Regions from separate parts of the Homo sapiens genome. Here region 2 is linked to region 1. A link is an interaction called in ENCODE POLR2A ChIA-PET data of the cell type or tissue named here. Cell type or tissue: K562. All regions are shown on one strand.

Region 1 (2,500 bases):
TGAGCTTGCATTGTGAACACTCTGAAAATGTAGGCCAGAGAACCTTCTGGCTGGAGATGGCTCCTGCTGCGAGAAGGGAATATGACAGATAGCATAAGATATTACAGTAATTTTACTGACAAAGCACTAAGCATATCACAAAAGAAGTTCAAAATCAATTCATCTGCTTCCAAGCAGAAGCGAGTCTAACAGGCAGTGAAGCATCATCTTGATAATGTAGTTGTTCCAAAAGAAGAAGGAATTAACCAGGCTACCCTAAATGTGTCTGTATGACATGCTTTTTTGTTTCTGTTACCCTGATAAGGACTTAAAATTCCATTTGTATGGAAATAAACTAAGCTTCCGAAGTTATCTTCCTGTTCCGGGGAGTTATCTCAGGAGGTTTGCTGCAGAATTTTTCTCTGACTAAATGGGATCTTAGGCTCAGAGGCTGCAAGGTTTCAGCTTTTGTTGTTAAATAGTAAAGCACACTCTACTTCCAGCCACTACAACTGTGCTTCTTTAAGGGCGGTATCCATTAAGGTTGTTTGATTACAAACAAAGAAAACTGGCTCTAAGCAACTTGCTATCCTTCCAACAAGTTCTTTTTCTACTTAATATTAACTAAAGAATCAGCTGAGCAGGTTAAAATTAGAATGGGAACCGTGCAGCGCATTGGGTGGTAGAAAATAGTTGACAACTCTCTCAGAGTTTATTCATTCCAACAATAGAACCCGCTGCAACCATTCTTTTCTGCATTCTCTACAATTTTTTCATTTTTTTTTTAGTATGATGTTTTGCTATCTAGCATTCTCCCCTCAAGACTGAAAGTCCCAAGAAAATGAGTCCAATTGTCCATGCTTGAGTCATATGCCCATGCTAGGGTGACAATCTCACCAAGATGTTCCTTAGTGAGTGAGGAAAGTTTGCCAAAGAGACATGGCAGTGCTGTTCCAAGAAAAGAAAGAGCTGGGTGCTGGGTGGGCAAGGACCACAGAGGAACTAAGAAGAGAGGCTATTTCTCCTACTGTCCCATCTCCAAAGAAAAGGAGGAAGTAAAAACCGAAAAATAACAGACTGATTGGCGCCAGTGGCCAGGCCTGTAGGTTAAAGATTAAACCCCACCCAAACCGCTTGTGCTATCTATAGATCACAGACAACGGTATGAAGAAATACTTGCATTGCTCACCACCCCCACCTAGTCACGTACCCCATGCTTGCTGGATCTATCATGACCCTTTCACGTGGACCCCTTAGAGTCGTAAGCCCTTAAAAGGGCCAGGAACTCTTTCTTCGGGGAGCTTGGTTCTTGAGATGCAAGTCTGTCGACGCTCCCAGCAGAATAAAGCCTCTTCCTTCTTTAACCTGGTGTCTGAAGGGTTTTGTCTGTGGCTTGTCCTGCTACATTTCTTGGTTTCCTGACCGGGAAGTGAGGTGATTAAGGGACAGTGGAGGCAGCCCCTTAGGCGGCTTAGCCTTGCCCTGCGGAGCATCCCTGTGGGGTACTCCGGCCAGCTTGAGCAATGTGGATCCTGAGAGTGCTCCTGGGTAGGCATTTGCCCCAGTGGAATGCCTCATCAGAGTGGTGCATGGCAGGCCCCCACGGAGGATCAACACAGGGGCTGAACACTGGGAAGGAACTGGCACGTGGAGTCCGGACATCTGGAATATGGTAGGACCGGTCCCAGGAACTTACCCACCCCATTTGAGTGGAAGCATGGCCTGATCACCCATGGTGTGCCCTTATTGGCACTTTGGTCTCAGTTTTGATTTTGATTTGGCTCGGCTTGTTTGAAAAAAAGGAAAGTGAAAGTGAGTGAATGCTTGTTTGGGATGGGCAACAGATAGACAGTGGTTGCCGTCCGAAGTGAGTGTTGAGCCCTGAGCTGCAGTTCCGTAGGATACCTCGTACAGCTAAGTGGCGGTTCGTGCTGGTGCCTGGTACCAGCCTGCCTAAGAGGATCTGAGATTCCCGCAAGGGAAGTGGCCAGTGTCAGGCGAGGCAAGTGAGTGACCCCTTTACCCTTTCCCTTCTTGTGTTGTGAGCATTGTTTTTGTCTGGCGGGGGTGAGGGTGGTGGAGATGGGTGAGACGCAAAGTAAGCCCACTCCATTAGGAACTATGTTAAAGAATTTCAAAAAAGGTTTTAATGGAGATTATGGGGTTAATATGACCCCAGGAAAACTTAGGACCTTGTGTGAGATAGATTGGCCAGCATTAGAAGTGGGTTGGCCATCAGAAGGAAGCCTAGACAGGTCCCTTGTTTCAAAGGTATGGCACAAGGTAACTGGTAAGCCAGGATACCCAGCCCAGTTTCCATACATAGACACTTGGTTACAGCTGGTTTTAGGCCCCCCATGGTGGTTAAGAGGACAGGCAGCAGCAGTACTAATGGCAAAGGGACAGACAGCCAAGGAAGAATCCTGCTCCACCCGCCAAGGGAAGTTGGCTCCTAAAGTCCTGTCCGACCCAACATCAGAGAATTCATGGCAAGAAATGGTGCCAGTAGCCCCCCTCTTTC
Region 2 (2,500 bases), 71 kb before region 1:
TCATTTATAAGAATTACATAAAAACCCTAAATGTATATGGAAGCTAAAAACAAACCTTCAAAATATAAAAACTGAAAATTAATTTTTGGACAAATTGGACTACATCAAAATTAAAAACTTTAACTCTGAAACAACACTGCTAAGAGAGTAAAAAGAAAGGCTACAGATTGGGAGAAAATATGCGCAAATCACATATCCAACATAAGACTTGCATTCAGAATCTAAAAGGAAATTTTTTAATTCAACAATAAGTAAGCAAACAACCAAATTAAAAAATGGGCAAAAGAGGTGAACAGACACTTTACCAAACAGTATTTAAGGAGAGCAAATGAGCACATGAAAAGATATTTAACATCGTTAGTCATTATGAAAATGCAAATTAAAACCTTGTTGAAATGCAATTACACACATAAATAAAAATAACGACAATGTCAAGTGAGAGTGACCATGCAGAACAGTTGGAACTGCAAACATTGCTGTGGGAATGCAAAATGGTTCAGCCACTCTGGGAAACAGCAAGTTTCTTATAAAGTGAAACACACACTTACCATATGACAGAACGTCAATTCTACTCCTGAGTACTTAGAGAAATATAAATTTATGTTCATTCTAAAACTGGTACAGGAATGTTGATAGAGGCTCTGTTTATAATTGCCCACTGGAAACAACCCAGATGTTCTTCAAGGGATGAATGGTTACATAAATGAGCCAAAGATGGCCTCTGTGTTTTGGCCCCTATGTTTATTGTAGGTTGAGACCAGTTAGCTCAAAATCCTGCCCAAACCAAACTCAAATTTGTACATACCGAGTTATTTATAAAATTGCCTGAACAAGCAAATTTTTAGCTATTTAGAGCTTTCCTGCTTTGCATACTCCAAGAAACCTCACCCAACAGCTGTTACCTACTGATAAATAGGGCCTTGCAGTTATAAAACCCAAAATTCCTGCTGCCTTTGGTTTGCCTGACCCAAGACTTCCTGCTGTGCTGCTGTGAGACACCCTTGAGATACATACATAAGCCCCATATTCAACCCTCCCTCCAGAGTTCTCTTGCCTTATTCCCTTTCTCATTGGTGGTCTCATTAGACTGTCTCATGCAACCCTGTCTTACTGCCACTCAATAAAGTTGTGTGTTACTGCCTCTCATTGTCATATGTTTTTCCTAGCTCAGTCCCCAAATCCCTAAAACCCTTAGGTGAATACATAAGCAAACTTTAGTACATCCACACAATGAAACACTACTTAGCACTAAAAAGCAACAAACTATTGATACACGTAGCAATCTGAATGCTCAGTAAATGAGGCCAGAATCAAAGTTGATACTACAGATTTCATTTATATAACAGTTTCCAAAAGACTACAGTGATAGAAAACAGATAACTGATTGTCAGGGATTCGGAATGGAGGTGAGTGTGACTTACAATGGAACAGAATCAGGAAAGTTTTGGGGATGATAGAACTATTCTGAATTCTGACTATGGTGGTGTTTACACATGTGTTAATATGCATGTATCTGTATACCAATATACCAAAAGGGCCAATCATGCATATTAACAACATACATATGTTAATATAACAGTTAATATAACAGTATATATATAACAGTATTACTATAACAGTTAATATAACAGTAACAACATACGTGTGTTAATATGCATGCATCTGTATACCAATACCAAAAGGGCCAATTCTACTGTATGCTAATTTTGTTTTGTTTTTTTTTTGAGATAGAGTCTCTCTCTGTCGCCCAGGCTGGGAATTTATAAAATTGACTGATTAAACCAGAAAGAATAACATTGTATTATATCATTTATTATGTGGATAGATAACAAAATATATACAATGATAGCATAAAGGACTGTAAGAGGAGAGTAGTTTTACTGTTAGAAGTTTCTTGCATTGTATAAGTAGTGGCACAGTATGTACTCTAAGTAGACTATGGTAAGTATATGTGTATATAAATACTTAGAAAAATCTCTAAAATATACAATGAAGTTAAGCTAAATATCAGTGGATAAATTAAAATGAAACACTAAAAATATCTGATTAATCCATGTGACGGCAAGAAAGGAAGAACAAAGGAAAAAAATAGTTGGGATGACTAAAAAAACAAATAGCAATATGATAGATATACTTAAACCCAGCCATACCAATAATTACATTAAATGTAAATGTACTAAACATTCCTATTAAGATGCAGTAATAGTCACACTAGATATTAAAAGCAATATCCAACCATATGCTACCTATAAGAGGCATACTTTATATATAAAACTGCAGATTGTTTGAGAGTACTAAGATGCAAATAAATATTCCACACAAAGAGCAAGCCTAAGAAAAACAACTATTTGTTTGAATAACATTATTAGCCAATTTTACTGGGTTAACAATAAACATTGCATCCATACACTATAAATATGTAACTTGTTTATGTGCACATGAAACATATATTTTAGATACAATATGCTGGGACACAAAATAAGTCTCAATGTTTTTAAAG

The links. Peaks named below come from ENCODE experiments on the same cell type or tissue, not always from the same donor. Only the 100,000 strongest peaks of a DNase experiment are listed, where the experiment ranks them.
Region 2: POLR2A ChIA-PET joins it to region 1 with 13 read pairs; 3 of 35 experiments call an interaction of 5 or more read pairs at or near these places.

Annotation. Positions count from the first base shown.
Region 1 is chr19:28,605,454-28,607,953 of GRCh38, forward strand. It overlaps ERVE-5 (endogenous retrovirus group E member 5), which reads left to right and starts at 1,235. Exons shown (of 4, transcript NR_135636.1): 1 at 1,235-1,651. The region is part of intron 1 of LOC124904681 (a long non-coding RNA gene); the gene reads right to left. It also overlaps the pseudogene LOC100420587. RefSeq lists an enhancer at 458-1,657. In K562, no CTCF peak of the experiment used is centred here; DNase peaks (open chromatin) are centred at 64, 318 and 1,118; H3K4me3 peaks cover 2,284 bases.
Region 2 is chr19:28,534,552-28,537,051 of GRCh38, forward strand. It overlaps the pseudogene LOC100420587. Among named protein-coding and RNA genes, the nearest start is that of ERVE-5, 71 kb to the right of the region's middle. In K562, no CTCF peak of the experiment used is centred here; a DNase peak (open chromatin) is centred at 980; H3K4me3 peaks cover 2,500 bases.